3 separate regions of the Homo sapiens genome follow, and all the other regions are linked to region 1. The links are chromatin loops, found by intact Hi-C in ENCODE. Cell type or tissue: Calu3. All regions are shown on one strand.

Evidence for each region. A loop is a pair of places that touch in the nucleus more often than their neighbours do. Peaks named below come from ENCODE experiments on the same cell type or tissue, not always from the same donor. Only the 100,000 strongest peaks of a DNase experiment are listed, where the experiment ranks them.
Region 2: it touches region 1 in a loop (2.9-fold over the local background); 4 of 110 quality-filtered maps call a loop at or near these places.
Region 3: it touches region 1 in a loop (2.5-fold over the local background); 2 of 110 quality-filtered maps call a loop at or near these places.

What each region holds. Positions count from the first base shown.
Region 1 is chr4:149,892,722-149,900,721 of GRCh38, reverse strand. No RefSeq gene overlaps it. Among named protein-coding and RNA genes, the nearest start is that of IQCM, 81 kb to the right of the region's middle. In Calu3, no CTCF peak of the experiment used is centred here; a DNase peak (open chromatin) is centred at 4,101.
Region 2 is chr4:149,638,813-149,646,812 of GRCh38, reverse strand. The region is part of intron 7 of IQCM (IQ motif containing M); the gene reads left to right. Among named protein-coding and RNA genes, the nearest start is that of IQCM, 170 kb to the left of the region's middle. In Calu3, no CTCF peak of the experiment used is centred here; no DNase peak of the experiment used is centred here.
Region 3 is chr4:149,741,655-149,749,654 of GRCh38, reverse strand. It overlaps IQCM (IQ motif containing M), which reads left to right. Exons shown (of 14, transcript NM_001363507.2): 3 at 6,916-7,000. The coding sequence starts at 6,964. Among named protein-coding and RNA genes, the nearest start is that of IQCM, 70 kb to the left of the region's middle. In Calu3, no CTCF peak of the experiment used is centred here; no DNase peak of the experiment used is centred here.

The sequences.
Region 1 (8,000 bases):
TCTAGGTGCTCTTGCCACAATTGCTGATTAGTAGAATGGGTTGGGTGGTGGAGTATAGCATATTATCCTACGACTGACAAATGAAGGTAAGCTATTCTTCCAGTGGGATACCCAGATCAGTATCTGTACTATCTCAGAACTCTGCATATATTCCCAGGGAAAATCTTGAAGTCTTTCTCAAGTATTACACACATATGTACATATGCATGCAGCCCCCAAAGGTTAAATTGAACAGAAGGTTCTGTTAAATTAAGGTTAATTAACAGAAATAATAGAAATCTCTAATTTCTAACCTTTATTTATATTCTATATTTTATGAAGTACAGTATGCAAGAACCACAGCATAAATCAAGAAGTTACAGACCAACCAGTTTTAAGAAAATGGAAGCAAAGCATCATAATAACCCACCAGCTTTAGGACAAAGAACTTTAATTTTTTTTCATATAATGTAGGTTAATTAGAATTAAACCTAGAAGGCTAAATGCATTGACAATTTTACAAGTTAAATTTTATTCTACTTTGTAAAAGTATGAATAACTCTTAATTTTACCTTTTATTTCACTAATCTTATATTTTAGAACAAAATTCCATTGACCCTTCAATGAAGAGTTCTAATTTACATTTCAAATTTGTGCCTAATTATAAAATTTTAGAATAACTTAGGAAATCATGTGGTCTCTAGCTTTCAAACTGATTAATTGCTTAGGCAATGATATTAAACTCTGGTTTGATATCACTCCAGGGTGAGTACAGTGATCTAAAAATTATTGAAATAAACTTTAAACTACAAAGTAAATGTATACTTTGAATATTGAGTTGGTAGACATAAAAAACTATTTAAACCAACTTGATCTATGTGTCATTAATAGAATACTCATTTAAACAATGGGAGAATGTGAATTCTTTTCAAGTGTACTTGGAACATTCTCTAAGATAGACCATATGCTGAACTATAAAACAATTTTCAACTAGGTTTAAAGGATTGAAATTATGCAGAATTTGTTCTGTGACCACAACTGAATTAAATAAGTTATCAATAACATAATAATCTAGAGAATTCTGAAATGTTTGGAAATTTAACAACACACTGTAAAAAAACTGATGGGTCAAAGAAGAAATGACAAGAGAAATTAGAAAATAGAACTGAATATTAATGAAAATAAAATATATAAAAATTTGTGAAATGCAGCTAAAGCAGGGTATAGAAATCCATTCATATCTTTAAATGCTTATGTTAGAAAAGCGATTTAAATATAATGATCTTGGCTTTCATCATAAGAAACTAGAAAAAGAACCCAAAGTAAGTAGGAGGAAAGAAACAATAAAGAGCAGAAATTAACAACATAAAAATTAGAGAAACATTAGATAAAATCAATACAACCAAAAGCTACTTCTTGGAAAGTACAAAAAATGTTGATAAACCTCTCATCAGACTAATCAAGAAAAAGAGAGACAAATCACCAATGATTGAAAGAGGGGATATCACTACAGATCCTACAGAATTTGAGAAGACAACAGAAAATATTTATGAACATCTTTGTGCCAATAAATGTGACAACTTGGATTAAATGGACAAATCCTTGAAAAATACCAATTAACAAAATGAACTAAAATATAAATAAAAAATGAGAATAGATCTATCTCTACTAAATAACTTGAATTCATAAATAGAAACCTTACCTCAAAGGAAACCATAGTTTTACTAGTGAATTCTATAAAACATATAAGAAAGAAATATTTCTGGCTTTATAAAAACCTCTTCCAGAAAATGTGAGGCCAAACTAATTTTATGAGGCCAACATTACTCTAATATTAAAACGAGTTATCACAGTAAAATAAAACTACAGATCAATATCCCTTGTGACATAGACAAAAAAATCTGTAACAAAATATTGACAAATATGTATTATGTTAGAAAGATAGTAACTCTCCACTAAGCATGGTTTATACTAGAAATGCTGATAGAATCTACACCCAACCTAAACAAATGAGGCATTTAAGTTGGCAGAAAACCTTTTCAAAAAACCCTGCTAAACGCGAGTTTATTGTTTAAAATCGCCTACTTTAAAATATATCTATAGGATTTGCTAAACATATAAAGCTTTACAACACAATTCTTGTTGGCTACTTCTAAGTTTGCATGCTACATTCTTGCATCTTATTTTTCTAAAACCTACCCATTAGCATTGGTATTGTGCCTGATTTGATAGACATTTTCATAATTCAGAAGAAAATGGAGGAGATTAAAAGAAAAAATTTTAGTTGTCTGCTTTTCTGATCTAGAATAATTTTTCTATTTAAGGCTACACATTGAACAAATACAAATCTTTTAAAATTGAAAAAATATATTTTTTGCTTATGATAAAAAATTTATATAATGCAAATAAACAAAAAGTATAAAACATAGTCTAAGATTCCATGCTTCTAGATTATTATAATCAATGTCTTGATGTAACTTCTCTATACAGTTTAATAATAAATATGTCAGTGGGAAGAGAACTAGGGAGAATTAATAACTGTGAGATTTAATCTGGAGAAAATGAATGTAGGACATTGGGTAAGTGACTTAATCCCTTTGGGCCTCAGTTTCCTCATCTATAGAATGTGGGGACCTGATTAGACATTCTCATGGTCCCTTCTAACTTTTAAGTATATATTATTTCAAAGTGAATCTCACAACTCTTGAAGGCATAGAAATAAAGTGAAAGTCTATACTAAGCAGAAGGTGGCAGTGTTGTTGAAGAAAAGGCCTAGATTTTAATACCAGTAAATGCAGGTGGATTGCTATGCATGGTGTTTGCACCTTGATAAAATTAGTGCTGGAGCAAATTAGTGACAAACCACTAATTTAGCAGGATTAAGATATCCTGTTATAACAGGTAGTTGTTTTTCTGAGGTCAATAATATCATTATATATGACATTGCTTTGCTGTGAAATGAGACAGAATCAAATATGATAACCTAAAGCTCACACAAATATAGAAATCATGCTAAGCTCAGAGCTTTTAAGTGAATAATAATTATTGTTATATTGGTTTCAGGTATTTTGAAAGAGTTTGCCTGGCTATTATTAAGTGACAACTTCCTCATACATATTTGCAGTTTGGCACAGATATTTTTAGTGAGGCAAAGTTTTTCATTCTTTGTTTTCCAACTTTTTGAAATAAAGGAGGATTCAAGCACACACGTTTTAATGGGCTTTAGAGAGCTCATCTTTAACACATAGTAATGGTATTCAATAATTCAATCTTTGTTCTTTGTCTTAGAAATATCTGAGTTCAGTGCTTATAGTGGGGTTAAGATATGATATTTAAATTTATGATTTATTGTTTGTTTAGCATAACATACTAGAATACCATTTAATAAGGCAATCGATTGTAGGGACAATTGTTAAATTAAGATTTCATTTAGAATGAAGAAAATCTGTTAGTAGATTTTGGTTGAGTCAGGTACAGTACTCCCCTAAAATCCCCCAAATTTCTACATTAACTAGATACCACTGTCTTAGTCCATTTGGACTACCATAACAGTGTATGATAAATCAAGTAGGTTATAAACAACAGAAATTTATTTCTCTCTGTTCTGGAGTCCAAGATCAAAGTGCCAGCAGCTTCAGTGTCTGGTGAGAGCCTACTTTCTGGCTCATAGACAACACCTTCTTGCCGTGTCCTCACCTGTCCCTCACACATCATTAGGAGTGAGGGAGCTCCCTTGGGCCTCTTGTGTAAGGCTCTGCCCTCATGACCTCATCACCACCCAGAGGCCCCGCCTCCTAATATCATCACTTTGGGGGTTAGGATTTCAGCATATGAATTTTGGGGAGACACACACATTTAGACCATAACAACCATTTTTTACTGCAATATCCCTCTCCCCTCTGCATTTCTGGGAATATATACTATAGGAAGCAGATACACATCCACGCCAAATTGTCTTTCTGTCCCTCTGCAAAATTTTGGGGAAAGATTAAACTATCAGAAAAAACAGAATCAGCTATGCCAAAGATGAAGCATGAGATCACATGTTAATGCTAACACTCTTCCAAAACTCCTTTTTGTCTGGGTTTGTGTCATTTGCATGCAGCCCACAGGGTGGAGGCAGAAACCAGTGTGGGAGAGTGGGAGGCCTCTCCAGTTGTAGGAGTCAAAGCCTCCATTCTTAGTTGAATACCCTTTATTTATTTCTCCTGCCTGATTGCCCTGGCTAGAACTTCCAACACTATGTTGAATAGGAGTGGTGAGAGAGGGCATCCCTGTCTTGTGCCAGTTTTCAAAGGGAATGCTTCCAGTTTTTGCCCATTCAGTATGATATTGGCTGTGGGTTTGTCATAAATAGCTCTTATTGTTTTGAGATATGTCCCATCAATACCTAGTTTATTGAGAGTTTTTAGCATGAAGGGCTGTTGAATTTTGTTGAAGGCCTTTTCTGCATCTATTGAGATAATCATGTGGTTTTTTGTCTTTGGTTCTGTTTATAGGATGGATTACGTTTATTGATTTGTGTATGTTGAACCAGCCTTGCATCCCAGGGATGAAGCCAACTTGATCATGGTGGATAAGCTTTTTGATGTGCTGCTGGATTCGGTTGGTCAGTATTTTATTGAGGATTTTTGCACCGATGTTCATCAGGGATATTGGTCTAAAATTCTCTTTTTTTGTTGTGTCTCTGCGAGGCTTTGGTATCAGGATGATGTTGGCCTAATGTAAATGACGAGTTAATGGGTGCGGCACACCAACATGGCACATGTATACATATGTAACAAACCTGCACGTTGTGCACATGTACCCTATAACTTAAAGTGTGTGAGTATATATATGTATATATGTGTATATATATGTATATATATGTGTGTATATATATATTTATATATGTATATATGTGTATATATATGTATATATATGTGCGTGTGTATATATGTGTGTGTGTGTGTGTGTGTGTGTGTGTGTGTGTGTGTGTATATATATATATATAGCGCCTCCATTCGCCCACTGCTGGGCCACCATCCCCCAAGGTTGTTGCCTTACTCCTAAATTACCATGGCTTTTCCAGCAGGAACATTAAAGTTTCATTTTAGGTAACATCTTTCCTTCTTTATGAAGCTGACTCCATGTATCTAAGCTACATATTCTCATGTCTGGGGTAACTTCCTATATTATACCATGAGCATCTCTTTCTATTGCCTCAAATTCCCATGGCAGCACCCATCAGAGTGACCTCCTTGTTCTTCCTTGATGATGCCAGACCTGTTCCCACCTCAGGACTTTTACAGTGGCTGTTCCCTATGCCTGGAATGCTTTTCCCCTGATAATCATGTGACTAACTTTCTTAATGCTTCCAAATCTTTTTGTTCTAATGTCGCTTTCTCTGTGAAGACTTCCCTGATCTTCTATATGCAGTTGCTACTCCCTTCACCCCCACCGTCCTCTGTCCCCAGCATTCCCACTCCCCTTTCCTCTCAATTTTTTTCCATAGCACTTCCCACCTTCTAATAACTACATAACTTACATATTGATTTTGTTTACTGTTTGTCTCCCTCTGCCAAAATGTAAGCCCTACGAAGACAACACATTTTGTCTGTTTGACTCACTGCTGCATTTTCAGTGCTAAAAAAGTGCCTGTCAGAACAGAAATAAGCAATAACTACTTCTTGAATGAAGATATCAGTACATTTTCTCAAAAGAATTTTCTAAGTGGTTAGAAAATTATTATTCTCTATTCATTTTCTTCAAAATAAAAGAAGGAACAGGGATGTATGCAGTAGACAGAAGCATACATACTTTTCAAGCTTGGTAGATATTTTAAAAATATTTCAGAGTTTCTTTGTATTCTTAATGCAACCAAAGACGACTTACAGGAAAATATGTGTCAGGATAAGAATTGAATTCATATCCTGCTGTATAAACTTAATAATAGAATAATTTTAAGATATAGGTTAAGGCCAACTTGGATCTTTTTGAATATTCTCACAGGTAAGTTTATTATTCTGTGCCCAGTGTTTCCTCTAGTGGGCTGCAGTAATGCTTTGGCTGCCAGGTCACTGGGCAACATTGCCAAGAGGTGCTGAACATTCTAACTCCCTTCCTTTCCTTCCCCTGGCTAACCTGGAAAAGTGCAAGAAGTATAACATATTCTGTAGATCACTAGCCAAAGTGTGGTTCCTCTGGGGTGCGTATCTAAGTTATGTGCTTATTAGGAGCTTTGTGAGTTAAAAATCTATACTCAAAGAAAGTTATTCTGATGATACTTTACCTATAATTTGGAAAGCAAAAAAGCAAATTTTCAGACACTCTGAGCTCAACCCAAACTGGATAACTCTGTTTTCCTTATAAATACAATTTAAAAGTTAGCCTTACGCCAGGATCCTCCCTTCTCTCTGTTTTTAAAAAAATTTAATTTAAAAGCAAATTTTACTTTTTTTTCTTTTTTTTATGAGACAGGGTCTTGCTCTGTCACCCAGGCTGGAGTGCAGTGGTGACATTTCAGCTTACTGCAACGTCCACCTCCCGGGTAGCTGCCTCAGCCTCCTGAGTAGCCGGGATTATCCTGCCTCAGCCTCCTGAGTAGCTGGGATTACAGGTGCGTGCCACCACACCTGGCTAATTTTATTTTTTTTGTATTTTTAGTAGAGATGGGGTTTCACCATGTTGGCCAGGCTGGTCTTGAACGAACTCCTGGACTCTAGTGAGCCGCCCACTTTGGCGTCCCAACGTGCTGGGATTACAGGTGTGAACCATCGTACCTGGCCCAGAGACCCTCCCTTCTCTTGAACAGATCTTTTCAGTTTTCTTACATTCAAAATTTCCTCATTTTTAAGGCTCAGTTTAAAGGCTACTTCTTGCTTATTTTTGTTCCTGGATTCTCCAGATGGAAGGTAGTATCTAACTTCTGTCTACCACCAATGCTAGTCTTTCATTTTGAGGAGTTTATAGGCCAGCAGGAAGGATAAGTTGTGTTTGCTAATAACTATGAAACAAGCTAGAAATTGATCAACGTGGTGTTGGATAATCCGATACAATCCTACAAACATTTAGAGACAGATAGTCAGCTTCTGACTGCTTCATGGTGGAGGTGGTATTTGACCCTTAAGGAATGGATACAATTTGGGTGGGCAGAGAAAGAGGAGGAAAGAAGGACTTGCCAAGTTAGAAGTTAAGAGCAGACACAAACATGGAAACAGGAATTCTTATAAGAAATAGTTATTGGTTCAATGAATGTGATGTAACAAAGTTTAACAAAGGAAACCTAATGAGAGCCAGGGCTGGAAAGGTAAGATTGGTCCAAACCATGAAAAGATCTGAGTGTCAGGCTAAGGAATTTAGATTTTTTTTTTTTTTTTTTTTTGAGACAGTCTTGCTCTGTTGCCCAGGCTGGAGTGCACTGGCACGATCTTGGCTCACTGTGACCTCTGCTTCCTGGGTCCAAGTGATTCTCCTGCCTCAGCCTCTGAGTAGCTGGGATTACAGGCACCCACCACCACGCCTGGCTAATTTTTGTATTTTTAGCAGAGACAGGGTTTCGCCATGTTAGCCAGGCTGGTCTTGAACTCCTGACCTCAGGTGATCCACCCGCCTTGGACTCCCAAAGTGCTGGGATCACAGGCATAAGCCACTCTGCCTGGCCAGGAATTTAGATTTCTATTGAAAATGGAGAATTATAGACTTTTTTATCAGACAAGTGACATGGACACAGATCTACTTAAGATTAAATTAAACCAATGTATAGATAGAATGGCTGAGAGTGGGGACATTCTGTAGACACGGAGACCATTGCAATAATCAAGCAAAGAGATGATAGAGGCATGAACGTAATAGTAGCAGTGAGAAAAGAAAGATTGGGATGGTTGATTGACAGGGCTGAGCTAGAATCAACAGGACTAGACAACTGGCTGGTTGAGTAAAGGGAAGAGGTGTTGTGTCTAGGTTACTGGGAGAATGGTGTTTATTAACCAAAATGAGTATGTAGGTTTTTTTGTATGTGGGAGAGTTAGGTTTTACTGAGA
Region 2 (8,000 bases), 250 kb after region 1:
GGGGTTTCACCATGTTGGCCAAACTGGTCTTGAACTGCTGACCTCAGGTGATCTGCCTGCCTCAGCCTCCCAAAGCGCTGGGATTACAGGCGTGAGCCACTGCACCTGGCCTAAAAAAGTTATTAATTGAACATAAATGAACGAAATATACCAGTTGAAAGTCAAAGAACTTCAGCGTATGGAAATCAATGATCAAATATAAAAGACATGTTTAAAACATAGGATATAGAAAAGTTGAAGTAAAAAGTTTGTCAACTTTCTTTTGATTACTGCTTACATATCTTTTTTGTCCTTTTATCAATATTAAGAATGTAAAAGGTGATATTATAGATATAATAGACTAACAGAAAAGAGAGAGATGTTATACCAATACTTTTGAAAATTTAGACATAATAAAAATATTCTGGAAAAATATGCTGTACCCAACTGACTTAAAAAAAAACCTCAAGAATCCATGATGCATTCAAAGAATAAATAACTCTAATCTCATATTTCAGAGGATATTAAAAGTTTATATTTCAGAAATAGAAAAGATTCATATTAATCTAGGTCTAATCAAGAGACATAAACAATAGAGTGATTTAATTAAGGGGAAGTATAATATAAAGAATTATTAAGCCTCGATAAAAGAATAACTATTAGATTTAAGAGAACTCTACAGGGTTCCCTAAGGCTGACAGAGAGTACCTAGGGATGGGAAAACTTAGACCCCTTCTCCCCCAAGGCTGGGATTCAGACTTCATTAGAGAAGGTATAGTTGCAGACCACTGGATGGCAGAAAAGTTCACTGTGTGCCTGAGCCAATCCACAGGCACTGTATAAGCAGGAAGTATTCCTCTGGGTTGCAAGCAGGTCTCAGCCAGGGGCAGGTACACAGGCATGCAGGTGTGCAGAGGAAGTAGGGATGCTACTGTGGGTGGGAGGCCTGGAATGCCTGGTGTCCACATCAGGAGGGTAATGGAAGACAAACCTCTGGGAGGGGATAGGTGAGGAGAGGGAGTTGGGTGCCACTGTTGGCAGGAGGTCTGGAGTGTGATGTCTTTACTGCAAGGGCCTTGGGAAAGTAATCTCCAGGTCAGTCTGGGGCTATGAGTTTGCCAAGGGATCTACACCCCATATGCACATTTGATATACTAAAAAGGCAGTGCTACATATGAATGGAAAAAGAAGGGATTTTTCAATACACGATAGAGAAATTATCATCATAGAAAAAGGTGAAATTGGACAGCTGTCTCACATCACCTTACTCTTGGGTAGTACTGATTTAAGGGGAGCATCAGAGGGGCTCCTGGATTGCTTGAAATGTTCTGGTTCTTAATCTAAGCACTATTAACCAAGACATTGTGAAAATTCATTAAGTTGAATTCTTATGTTCAATTTTCTGCATGAAATTTCAATTAAAAAGTTAAAAATGTGAATCTTTTAACTTCTGCAGACAATATAGGAAAATACACTGATTTTGCAGTAGGACAGGATTTCTTAAAGAAGATGCATAATCACAACATCAATTAAAAAACTGATTAAGTTACATTAAAATTAAGAACTTCTGTTCATCAAATAAAGGAGTGAAATCATAGCTACTCTGGCTTGCAAAAAATTGTAATACATATAACCAACAATTTTTAAAAACCTACATGTATAAGACATTTCTGGAAACTAAAGAGTAAATGAGGAGGAACCCAACAGAAAACTGGACTGAGGACTAGAAAAGGAGTTTTAAAATGAAGAAATCCAAATCCTTTATAAACTTATAGAAAGATGCTCGAACTCATCAGTGATTAAGAATATGCAAAGCAAATCTAGGAGAGTCCAGTCTATAACCACCAGATAGTTATAGATCTAAAAGACTGGCAGTGCAAAGTGTAGGTGAGGATACAGAAGGCTGGTATACTTCTGGTGCCAAGTAAAATTTAATTCCAGTGATTGCACTCTTTAGGTTATATTCTGGAGAAGTGCTTCTCTTATTTCTCTCTGCGTACTATTCACACAGACTTTAACATGCAAATGAGTGTTGTTAAAATGGAAATTCTTATTCAGTAGGTCTGGAATGAGGCCTGAGCATCTGCATTTCTATCAAGCTCCCACATGTTGAAGGTTCTGCTAATCCGTGGACCACACTAACACAGCCCTAGAGAACCTCTTGCATTTGTACCCCAGGATGAACATACAGGAATGTTCACAGCAGCATACTCTGTAATAACCTCAAACTGGTAACAATTCAAATGTCACCAACAGTTCAATAGATATATAAATTGCGGAAAATGCATTCAAGATAAGAGTATATAACAAGAAAGTAGACAATCTACATTTGCATGCAACAACAGGAATCAGTTTTATAAACAATGTTTATCAATAAAAGCAAAACATAAAAGTATTTTGGTAGATCAAATTCAAATAAAAAGTTAAAGCTAAGATTTATAGTTTAACACCATTGGCAAGTTTATTTCTTTTAAGAAGGCAAATATTTACAAGAAAAGTTAGGAAAGTCGTTAGCTCTTGGGGGAGGAAAAGTACTTTGGGAAGGAAGGATTCTAGGGTGGTAGCATCTATATTGTTTCTGCTAAGTGGCCCACTATCAAAAGCTGTAGGTATATATTTAAATGCTTTTCTCTGTGTTATATTTTACAATAGTAGATTTTAAAAAAACCTAATTTACTAGAAAAGGAGATGCTGAGCATCTATTTTGCTAGACGCTTTGGGAATAGGAAATTTTAGGGTGACCAACTGGCCCAGTTTGCCTTAAACCGAGCTGTTTCTTGGAGCATGATTTTCAATGCTAATACCAAGGCAGTCTTGGGCAAACTGGATGTTTGGTCACCATGTATCCATTTAGACCACTTTATCACTAAAAAGTCCATTAAATGTGAAGAGTAAGGCCTTGATATTTCATCAGTTAATATAAAATTATGATCAGAAATACATTAAGAGTAAGAAGGCGGAGTCTGTAAACCCAGGAATTAAAGCAAGAATCTAAAGTGTAACCCACTGGAGAGATTTATTTGAAGTTTCTAGTTATAGCATCTAGGAAAAGGCCACAGTATTAAACAATTACTTGTTTTTTACAAGCTCCTAACTGCCAAGGCTTGTCCTGACTGACAAGCCTCTCTGGATACCATTGGCAACTTCTGGGTTTTGACTGGGTTTTCTCACTTACACCCTCCTGTTTGGATAAACAGTGCTCGGTACTTAAGCCATAGAGATCTCTAAAAAGGATTTGAGTACCCTGATAACATAAGTCTCAGAGCCTGATCTCATTTTTATTGTTGCTGTATTCTGAGAAACAGAATCTCTTTCACTCCCTGGTGGACCTACTCACCAACCTTTAATGTCCAGCTTAAATGTCTTATCACCTGTGGAGCTATCCCTAGACTTCCTCTGGTAGAGTTGCTTTGTCTTTGAGCAAGCCTCCATAACATACATCTATGATAACACTTAGCACAAAGTGATAGTGAATTTTTAAAATTTACTTTTCCCCATTAGATGGTATACTTTTTAAAGCCTGGGGCTTCTTCTTGTTCATCTTGCATTGTCAACACTTGGTACATGCCTGACACAAAGTAGGTATTCAGTGTTTATCTGCATCTAATAAATATGAAATAAATACCTGCTGAGGTTGTAGACAATAACTCCATGTGTTAAACTGAAATACTAGGCGTTACAATTAGTTTGGCCCAAAGAAAACCATGCTATGTTGTTGTTCCTATGTCTGGTTAAGTATTGCTTGTTTGGTTGAATGTAACTGCGGTAAATAATGTTTTGATTTTTTTTTAAGTTAAAAAAAGGAAAAAATTTAAAAAATTTAAAAAAGGTCAGTACTGATCTGTAGGCTACTGATTCTTATTGAATATAAATGTCTTAGAATGTAAACCACTCTAGGGCAGGTACTATATTGTGTATGAGTTCTGCTAAGTAACCACCAGTTATTACAATTTTTTTAAAAAAAGTAATGTACGTTTTCTCTCTAGAATACATATGGCAAAGAGTGATACAAATTTTATGAACCAGTAGACTTGTTTGTGTCCCTAAATATAATTTTGAATCTATCCCAAATCTAAGGAGAATTATTCATTATTATGTTCTAACTCATAGCGAAACGAAAGTCATTCTCAAATTTAATGTACTGGAACAGTATTCTAGTGTTCTAAAACGTACTTTAAACCAATGAGGATCTCTGTTGTCTTTGGATGGCTGAGCTTTGAAGGAGCTCCAAATTTTCCTGTGTAGTCCATAGATGAGTTTATAGTTTAGATATATGAAGGCAATAACAGTTGGGATCACAGAATATCTCTTATTTGCTGAAGGAGGAAAATACTTTTTGTCATTCCTGGTTACTTTGCAAGAGGTAAAATATTTCATTGCCTTAAAGTTGGAATTAATTTATAGCAACTATTCGAAGAATCTATTCAATTACACACCAATGGGTATGAAAATAGATTTATTTTACGACCTCTCATTTTTATCAGTTTGTGCTAAGCTGTGTCCACTGGGAAATACAGTGGCTATATATATGCAATGTTTCTTTCAAGCATTTCATATATATGAATCTTTTAAACATGAGGTAGTAAAATTATGCTGGCAAAATATACTATAATTCTATTGTTTTAAAATAATAAGCAAAGTTGGTTTGGCTTGAAAGTTTACTGAAGCTTAGCAGTTCTTCAAAGTGCCATTTATTAAATGTCATATTAATTAGTTAAACTATCAGCCCTATAAAGCAACTCTCCGTGCAAGCATTTTCTGATTCTTTTCCCCCTCGTTCACTGTCTGGACTATTTCTTCTTGAGTATACACACTGAGGATTTAACTTTGTCCACAGATAGACAAGGTATTAATGTTGGTTAATTTATCTACAGTGAAATTGTTGAACTAATTTTTAGAATACAAAATCAAGATCTTACCCCTTAATTTGCCTTTTTAAAAAGGCAATTTCCCAAACAGATTAATGATCTTTTTTTATCCCCAAGGTAGTTTCTCTGGCATATGTTTTAAAAATTGGAGTTAATAATTGATGACCCTAGTAAATTACAGTCATGCTATATAACACGTTGTAAGCTTTATCTGACTTAAGGAATAGGAAAGAAACCAAACCATGGAAATAAGGATAATTTTAATGTTCTAAATTTTTCATTTTCTGATATAATAATATTTTGTTGAAATCCTCTGTAGAGGAAAATATGGTTGGGAAATATATTGAAAAAACATTTAAGTGACTGATGCATTTTTCTTTTATTGTGTTTAAAAAATGAGAACATTTACATCCCATTTACAAAAAGAGAAAACACACAAACTTTAAAAAATATTTTTGCTTATGTTTTTCATGATCTTTAATTGCCCCAAATCATTTTCATCTAATTGTATATGAATGAAAGTGTTTTTCTTCAATTAATTTGTAGGACATTAATTTTTAAAATGGTATTTATAATTTTTCTTCATTTTCAGTGTTTCTGAAAGTACATAATTAAATATAGGGAAGGATTTTGTGGGTGATTGTAATATCCTGGGTCTTTTAAAAGTAATTTCAATCAGAATTAATAAATAGATGTAGAGAAAAACATTAAATAAACTGGCTAAATAACATAATTGTTTTACCTTTTTGTTATAATTCTTTTCTATTTTTCTGTTGTTTTGTTTTCTCATAGTTAGTTTAATATTTGAGCATCAATTAAAATGAGAACACTTTTTTTTGAAACAAGAGTCTCACTCTGTCACCCAGGCTGGAGTGCAGTGGCATGATAGCTCACTGCAACCTCTTCCTCCTTGGTTCAAGTGATTCTCCTGCCTCAGCCTCCTGAGTATCTGGGACTACAGGTGTGCAACACCACGCTCGGCTAATTTTTGTATTTTTGGTGTGGACAGGGTTTTACCATGTTGACCAGACTGGTCTTGAACTCCTGACCTTAGATGATCCACTGGCCTCGGCCCCCTAAAGTGCTGGGATTATATAGATGTGAGCCACTGCGCCTGGCTGAAAGGTGGACATTTTCTGAAAGGTGGATCAGGGATGTTATCCGGTTGTTAAAAAACTTTTAATATATTCTCGACTCCATTAAATTGTCTTTGTATCAAAAGATTGGCCTCAAAATAAGAGAAAAAAAATCACACAAACACAACGTTGGATAAAAAGGATAACTTCTTTAGAAAAACTGAAGATGTTAACTATGGGAAAAGCCTTAAAGATGATATAGAAATGCAAAATGTGGTTAGAATTTAAGCAGTCCAGAAGGAAGACAGTTTTAAAGAAAAGATAATTTTCAAGCAAGATAAGGAAGAATATTAAGAGAAGAGAAGATGATAGCTTTGCCTTTTTCTAAAATGGTAGAGGAAACCACTTTCATCTACTTCTCATGGTGAATATGAGGACCAGGTGAGATTGTATATGTAGAGGTTAATTTATAAATTGTGAAGCATTAAACTTTATTGATTACTGTGTTTAGAATAAAGTGTTAATACTTGAATTTTTGAATAATTTAATACAATATTGTTCTGCATTTTAAAGTAACTAATAGAGTATAACTGGATTGTTTGTAACACAAAGGATACATGCTTGAGGGGATTAATATCCAATTTTCCATGATGTGATTATTATGTGTTACATGCCTATACCAAAATATCTCAAGCACTCCATAAATATATATGCCTACTATGTACCCACACATTTTTTAAATTAAAACAATTTTCTAAAATTCTAAAGCCAATTTAAAATAACCACAAGAATTTTGATTCTCAGTATACTTTGAAATCCACCTGAAGGCAACATTCAAGAAATAATTTTTAAACTTATTGCATGTGCTAGTGAAAGAAAAAGAGCTTAATTTCAGAAAATTGAGTTGGCTACTTTAGATTTTGAAATGCTCTCATTTATTTTGCAAATATTTTATTTTAAAGATGTAGTTGTCTCATTCTGTCACCTAGGCTGGAGTGCAGTGGTGTGGTCTGGCTCAATGCAACCTCCACCTCGCTGTCTCGAGGGATCCTCCCACTTCAGCCTTCCAAGTAGCTGGGACTACAGATGCATGCCACTATGCCTGGCTAATTTTTTTATTTTTAATTTTTTTGTAGAGCTAGAGTTTTGCCATATTTCCCAGGCTGGTCTCAAACTCCTGGGATCAAGTGTTCTACCCACCTCAGCCTCCCAAAGTGCTGGGATTATAGGCATGAGCCACTGCACCTGGCCTAAAGATGAACTTTAAATTAAGAAAGTATCTTTAAAATACTTGGTAGGAGCTTTTAACCTTTCAGGAATATGACTCAAATTTGATTTGGCACCATAACATGAATAATATAAATTGCTTATGTGGAGGTACTAATAGAAGATAAGATAAGAATATTTAACTTGTCTTCTTCTTCTCCTTCTCCTTCTTCTTCTTCTTCTTTTTTTTTTTTTTTTAAGACAGGATCTCACTCTGTTTTCCAGGCTGGAGTGCAGCGGCACGATCATAGCTCACTGCAGCCTCGATCTCCCGGGCTCAAGTAATCCTCCCACCTCAGCCTCCTGAGTAGATGGGACCACAGCTGCGTGCCACCATGTGCAGCTAATTTTTAAATTTTTTGTAGAGACAGGTCTCCCTGTGTTGCCCAGGCTGGTCACAAACCAGTGGGCTCAAGCGATCCTCCTGTCTTGGCCTCCCAAAGTGCTGGTATTATAGGCGTGAGCCCCTGCCCCAATCCCTGTCTTCATTTTTTGATTGAAATATAATTTATATTCAGTGAATGACCAGATCTCAAACGTGCCTTTCAGTCAGTTTTGGCAAGTAGACGTCACGTTAGAAAGTTCCCTTTGGCTCCTTCTCAATTTACCCTTGCTCCACTCTCTACCTCTAGAAGTAAATGCTGATCTGAGTTTAGTTTTGCCAGTTTAGGACTTAGAAGCAGGCAAAACTTTTTGCCAGTTTAGGACTTAGAAGCAGGCAAAACTAAACCCTGATAGTGGAGAGTTTAAGCTGATGGTAAAGCCACGTGATGCTTTCTGTCCAGGTTAGTATTTCAGGGCCCTGCTCTCC
Region 3 (8,000 bases), 150 kb after region 1:
TAGCTCAATGAATATTGACGAAGTGTACACATCTCTATAATCACCCTCTGATAAAGAAATGCCTACCCCCTGGAAGGTATTCCAGAGGCCCTCCTTGTGCCCCCCACCTCAGACCCTGCACTCTTTCCTCACAGTTCTCTATTATCCTGTTTCCTATTGTCATTAGTAAGTTTGGCCTGTTTTTGAACTTTATATTATTAAAAACATAGACCGTGTCCTGATTATGCTGGCTTCTTTCAAAATAATATATGTGAGAATATACTATGTCTTTGAATATACCAGTTTATTTTCACTGATGTGAAATATTCCATTGTATAAATAAAATGCAAATTGTGTATTCTACTGTCAGTGGACATTTGGGTTGCTTCTAGTTTTTAGCTGTTACAAATAGCACTGCTATGATCATTCTTATATGTGCCTTTTGGTATACATTATAAGCCTTTCTGTTGGGAGTCTGAGGGATGGGTCATGGTTAGGTACGGATTCAATTTTTAAAGATAATACCAAATGGTTTCCTGAAGACTACCAACTAACACTGCAACAGGCAGTGTGTGAATATTTCAGTAGTTCTATATCTGTCTCAACATTTGGTATTTTTAAAGAAGCCATTCTTTTGGGAGTGTGATGGTCGTGGTTTTATTTGTGTTTCCTGGGTGATGAATGAGTTTTGAATGAATGTCTTTTCACATGCTTCTTTCCCATTTTGTTGCCTATTTTTATATTCAACTGCCTGTATTTTTCATTGATTTGTAAAAGTTCTTTATATTATAAGGTACATTTGTGCTTATAATTGTGGATGATACATGGACTAAAATTCAGTATTTCGATTTATTCTAGTAGTTGATCTCTACTCAAGTATGGGTCTATCTAACATTGATCATTTCCTTTTTACCCCCAAGTTACTCCACCTAACCACTATGAATGATAGTCTTGTCTCACCAACCCCAGCCCATCATCTGTTGGTAAGCTTTGATCTTCAGTGACCTTCAATGTACATGTCCATGTATTGCCAAATCATATTTTATACATAACAGTATCAAAATCCTAAAATAAGATCACAGAAAAACTCCATAGCTTGTTGAATATGGCTCAGAATAGTTGGTTTTACCCATTAAGAGAGTCAAAAGGTGAAAAAAAGAGTGTATTTTAGCCAAAAAAAGTAAGAATTTTAAAGTATAATGGGAGAGTGTTCTCAGTTTAACATCTCCTTTTTAATGAGTTGAGAACTGAAATGTATTAATAACTGCTTTTTTGTGATTTAAAGATTTAAATATTTCATGTAAGCTGGGAATATTTGAGATATCTTAATTAATGTAAGTGTCCATGCATGCCCATAAAAGAATAGAACATAATATCTATTTTATGAAATAGTGAAAACTTATATCCAGAAGGTACCTTTGAAGTCATTGATGGTGTGCCTCTGAACTTGGAGTGCTGGGGTTGAAGGTGGGTGGGAGGTAGTCGGGAGTGATGGGCAGTTCAGGGAAAGCCCATGAGATCCTCTTCAGTCAGAGCAGCCAGGCTTTCCACCTGTTATTCTCATTGACTTCTGAGACAGAGTTTCTTTAAACATAAGTTGAAGCTGCTATTTTTAATATTATGGGTCTATTTTAAATCTTTTGCTTCTAGACGAGGTAGGATTCAGAGAGGTTAATTGGTTTGCTTCAGATCACTTTGGCAATGGCAGAATCAGGATTGAAATCCAAGTTTGCTCTCATCACAGTGCTCCTAGACTCTGAGCTTTGTGTTAGCTAAAGTGATATCCTAATGATTCATTTATATTATTTCCTTCCCACTTCCTGGTTCTGGGTAATATATTAACCTGAATTAATTAGAAATTTAGAGGAAGGTTTCTGCATCAGGAAAGGAGTATGATTTCATGGGCTTGCCACTGTTCCATGTGGTCCCTGCGTTCCTAGCTAGCCTGATATTAATCATAAATTCATAGAGTATCTTCTTTCCAACTCATTTTATGGCCCTCTCACAAGTTTGGATTATAGTTTAATTATGTAATTATAAATTTCTTGTTCTCCTATCATCTACTGTAGTTGGACCTCTGTATCCGTGGATTCCACATATGTAGATTCAACTAAACATGGATTGAAAATATTTTTTAAAAATGGACAATTGTGTCTGTACTGAATGTGCAGACTTTTTTCTTGTCATTATTTCCTAAACAATATGGTGTTAGAACTACTTGCATAGCATTTACATTGCATTAGGCATTATAAATAATCTAGAGATGATTTAAACTATATGGGAGGGTGTGCATAGGTTATATGCAAATACTATGGCATTTTACATAAGGGACTTGAGCATCTGCAGATTTTGACATCTACAGGGGTCTTGGAATCGATCCTTCATATACAGAGCAATGACTGTATACCTTTGCACATTTTAGATGCCTAATATTTGTCCTGTTATATTGGCCCTCATTGGAACTTGTTCTGTTTGGTTTTCTTTACCTGCTCTCCTTTCTCTTTTCTTATTCCTATTGTTTGGTGCTAGCAGATCTGATGATTTGGTCAGAGACACCAGGAGACTTGACAGAAGTCAGTTAGAAAGAAAATCCAGAAAATAACCTAAAGGTCCTTGTTGACTTAGTAGAGGAAAAGTGGAAGGGGGCTTATACTTATCAGAGAAGGGTGACTAGGACAAAAGCTGGGAGGGAGGTCCTAGTGGCCTAGGCTTGAGAGACACCTGATGAGGCCTGCAACTAGGGACATGACCAGAAGTGGCCTGGTCTAGACTCCTTTTTTTTGGTTTTCTTCTCCAGAGTTACAGAGCGCAGAGTGAAGTAGAGAAGGTCAGGAGGGAGGCACGAACTCTTGCCCATGCAGTTGATTTCTTGGATTTGGAGCCAACTATTTTTTAGCATAGTACACAAAAGCAATGGAATAATAGTGTTTTAGAAACTGATGGGGTCTTAGAGATCTTCTTGCCCAAAAATTTTACCTTGTAAATGAGAAAACTAAGTCCAAGAGAAGTCAAACCAAGCCTTCTGGCTCAGTTCTGTGTGGAGTTGTGGAATGGCAGTACTATGCTTATCACCCATATATACTCAGTTGCATAAGAGAGAAGAGCTCAGGGCAAGAGATTACGTTTTATTTTAAATGAAGTTCAGAAACCATGGAAGGGAAATAATATGATCTGATACACAATTAAGATCACTCCTGCTGTGTGGAGAATGAATTGGCAGAGAAAGAGAGGAAATTGGGAGAGCAGTTAAGAAGCTATTTCAGCAGTCCCAGAATGAAATGATTGTGGCTGGGAGATTAAGATGGGGAGAAGCAGATGTATTTTTAAGTTAAAAACCTAGAAGACTTGATGAATTGGATGTGGTAGACAAAAATATAGGAGAAATAAAAGATTTATGGCTTGAGCAACTAGGTAGATATAGGTACAATTTCTAAGACAGAGAAATGGGGAAGGGTGAAAGTATGATTCAGGGTTAGGAGGATTGAGGTGGAGGGACAGTGGGGAGAAAGTTTGGGGTAGTAAATGAGGACTTCCATTTGCCATAATATCAACTGCTGAAACTACCTTTCCAGATCCCTGGAGCATGGCTTGTTTCCCTGCATCCTGCTAATTACGATAAGGCTTTTTTTTTTTTTTGCCAAAAGAATACTGAATTATAAGAGCCATGATAAAGCCTTGGCTTGTCTTGTCTTTTTCTTTTCTTTGAGACAGGGTCTCACTCTGTTGCCCAGGCTGGAATGCAGTGGCACGATCACGGCTCACTGCAGCCTTGACCTCCCAGGCTCAACTGATCCTCCCACCTCAGCCTCCAGTAGAGTAGCTGGGACTATATGAATGCACCCCACCCAGCTAATTTTTGTATTCTTTGTTGAGAAGGGGTTTGACCATGTTGCCCAGACTTGTGTTGAACACCTGGGCTCAAGCAATTGTTCTGCCTCAGCTTCCCAAAGTTCTGGGATTTTAGTAATGAGCCACTGCACCCAGCCTTAAAGTCTTATCAGTCATCTACTTTAGGAATGTCAAGCTAAGAAGATAAGGTAGGGAAATAGTTTCTACTTCTGTTTGTCTTTCATCCATGTAGAAATGGAATTAGAAATCCTTAGCATTCCTGTAACCGTTTCAGAGAGCCTTAAGTTGCATCTACTGTAAAAGAAAGGGTGAGAGGACTTTTTCACAAATGTGCTGAAGGAAATGTGAGAAGGTAGGTCATCCTTGTCCAGTATGCTGTTGCCATAATTACTGATTATACAAATAGCAAATGCTTTTTGAGATCCTTCCAAATACCAAGCCTTGTTCAAGGCTTGTTGCAGAGAGGAAAACAGAATCTTTGCCTTTATGGAAGTTACATTCTAGAACGTTGGTTATGTCAATGCCCTGTTCAAAAACTTTCAATAGTTCTTTGACCATTTCAGCAGCATAAAATGTAGCCCTCTGCTAAAATCAAACAGACACACAACTTGATGTCCCCCAGACTACGAGTATTCTCACCTCCATGCCTTTGCTTGTACTATTTCTCTCACCTCTCTGTCTTCTCTGCTCTTAAGTTAGGCATTCTGATCCACTCAGGACTGGTATTCAGTACCACAGGGGTGTACTGGCCAGCATTTGGTTCTGATTAACCCTGTGCTCACCCTTCCAGGTGTAAGTAGCTCAGTTCTTCTTGAACTCTCTTTTATGTCACCTTCTCAGGCCTCGGTGATGTTGTCTTCATTTGAACTCATAGTACTCACGGATTTATATCACTTATTTCACAAAGCTCACAGATTTCCTTATGACATCTGGCATACTTTTTGCATGTTGTTTGCATCTTTATTTAAAATTTGATTTATGTTTTTGGCTTTTTTTTCTGAAATAAATGGCAAGTCCTTTGCACAGCTCAGGCACTAAATATGCTTTTATTAATTGATGGATGCATTAGGAAGGACTCAGCATCTCGTAACTGTCTGCTGGAGACTTAAAGTGGAGAGGGGCCCCATTTGCTGATATTTTGTGTCATTGTGCCCATCTCTAAGCAATTCCATCCTTCCTGGCCGTTCTACACCCCCAGCTCCTGTCTCAGAGTCCTCCCTCATCACCTCAAGTTTGCAGGGACATTACCATGCCAGCACCCCTTAGGATGCTTGGCTAGTTTTTTGCATTAAAAGGACAGTGGGATGTCTTGCTTTCCAGCCAATTTAATGCAGGCTGACACTCCTGGCACACTGAATTAAGGTGGAGGAGCCAACAGACCCAGAGAAGAGTCCATTTCTGTGGAAATTAAAACAAGAAAATGATGGAGCACAAAACATTTTTATTTCCTTCTTATACTTAAAGAAGACAGTGTAGTTAAACCAGGCCAGAAGATGAGTTCTGATTGTTAATTGCTGAGGGAGATGCAGTATTTTAATTTATCCCAGTTCATTTGCAGAACTAGGCAGACAAGGTACATGTTCTGTGCTCTAGCCCATGAGATGATGCTGACAATTTGAGAATTAATCATTTTTGGATGTTCCAGATTTGCTATTTTAAAACTGTACCTGCAATGGTATTTTCCCCGCTCTGGGTAGAAGCTGAGGAAAAGTGTTGTAGCCTTTTATCTAAGAGCATGAGGCTACAGGGTCCTGACTTTCATAGGGCAAAGCTGGCTTACAGATTTACTGAAATAATTACCAAATTATTTAATAGGTTTTGAATTCTGAACTCATAGTTTGTTAGTCGAGTCTGCCAACTGAACAATTATACATAGAATCTTAGAACAAGGGTCTCCATGGAACTCTGCTAAAGCATTTAATATTCCCATTTCTAATTGTAAAGCCATTTGAGCATGTAGTAGTATGCACTGGTGTAACTGACTCCTTGGATATAGAGGTAACATTTGATGCATTTTGGATAATGCTTTTGAAGTAATGATAATGTCAAATGTAGAAGGGCTCAGCTAATGAACCCATTAATCAGCCCTTTGTTGAGCACCTCTAGAATGCAATGCACTGAGCTGGGAACCATGAAGGATGAGGCACAAGGCAGACTTCATTCCTCTAACTGAACATTTAAATATTCTGGGAAACTTTCAAAAATGCCAGATGCCTAGGTCCCACTCTAGACATATATTTAAAAACTCCTTAGGTGATTCTGATATTCATCCAGCATTGAGAACTACTGGTATAAAGTATAGTTTTGTTTTCAAGGCATTTGGAGTCTAACTGGGAATGTATAGGACTAAAATTGGGAATATAGATATATAGTATATATCGATCACTCTGTGTTTTTAGCCCCTTACACAGACAGCTTATGTTAAGTTTCTAGGGAGAGGCATGGACAACATAACTACTGTATTTAAGAGAGGAACAGATCACAGGAAAAGAGGCTGGGTGGTCATGGAAGAGGTAGGATTTGAACCTAGGCTTTGAGGGCAGGTAGGATATAAATAAATATAGATGAGAGGTCAAGGCATTCTGAGTGGAAGGCTGGCATAAACCTAAGCTGAAGGCAGGAGTGTATAAGGTATGTGCCAGGTATTAACTGGATATTAGTTGAAAGTAGTAAGAAAGCAAGTAGTAGAAAGTAGTAGGAAATCGGAGAGACCTGCATAGGGTCTTGAGCCCAAACATCTTTTGAGTTTTGCACATGCCACTACATAGCTTCTTACCTTGACAAGCTATTTTACTTCTCTAAGCTCCAATTTCCACATCTGCCAAATATTCATAATAATAGTTCTTATCAGGTTGCCTAGACCCAGTAAGGCAATGTGTATATGAGTACTCGATAAACTGCAGAGCCCTACCCAATGCTAGCTATTGTTACTGTGTTTTGGAGGGGAAGGCATTGAAGGTTATAGAGCACAGAAATGACATATAAAAAGTTTTAATCATTCACCCTATTTACCTATGAGTGAGCAAAAGAAATAGCTAAAAATAAATATTTATCATCACTGAATTACTTAATGTAACTGTGTTTAAGGACTTGGAGCTCACACTTTAAAAAAGAAGATCATTCTAACTGCCCCTCATGACTACTGAAGAGGCTATGCCTGAAAAAGCAAAATGTGAGTATCTGTGCTTACCTAACATAGTACAAGTCATAACACTCCAACTGTTTTAACCACTCTTTTCTATTAATTAGTGACCCTCAGAGCACTACACTTATTGGCACATCTTGAAAGGATTTATTCCATTCCCTTTATTTAAAAATAACCAACTTTTGAGAGATCTTTTTAACTTATTGTGCTGTCCCATATGGTATCCACTTGTCACATGTGGGCTATTCAGTCCTTGAAATGTGGCTGGTGAAACTAAGGAACTGAATATTTAATTTAAATTTAATGAATTTTAATTTAAACTTAAAAACTGATAATTCAGTTATTGGAAAACCTTTAAGCATGTTTGGAACAAATTTGGGCATATAAATCTATTTTTTCAAGTGATGATTTTATAAAATGTAAATACAGATTAAGTAGTTCTGATAAAAATTTAGCATGTGAGTTGTGATGTATGTAAGTACAAACAAAATACATATAGAGTTTCGAAGATAGAACAAAAAAGAATGTAAAATATCTAATTCATTTTAAATATTGATTAATGTTGAAGTGGTAATATTTAGATGTATTTTATTTAAATAAAATATTCTATAAAAATTATGTTACACAAATTAATTTCACCTTTTTTAGTATGTCTACCAGAAAAATTTAAATTACATGTAAATTACATATTCAGTTCACACTGTATAATCTTCTAGCTTTATTGAGGTACAATTCACAAATAAAAATTAAATATAAAGGTGTGCAATGTGCGTGTTAACATGTATACACATTGTAAAATTATTACCTCTATCGAGCTAATTATAATATCCATTACTTCACATAGTTAGCTTTTTTTCTGGTGTGATGAGACTACTTAAGATTTCTCTCAGCAACTTTCAGGTATACCATACATTATTATTAATTACACATTATATTTCTTTTAGAGTTAATCTAGACTTGGCAGCAAATACAAGCAATCCTAACATATAGTGCCGCACATAGAGCTGAGGTTATTACTGTTCTGCTA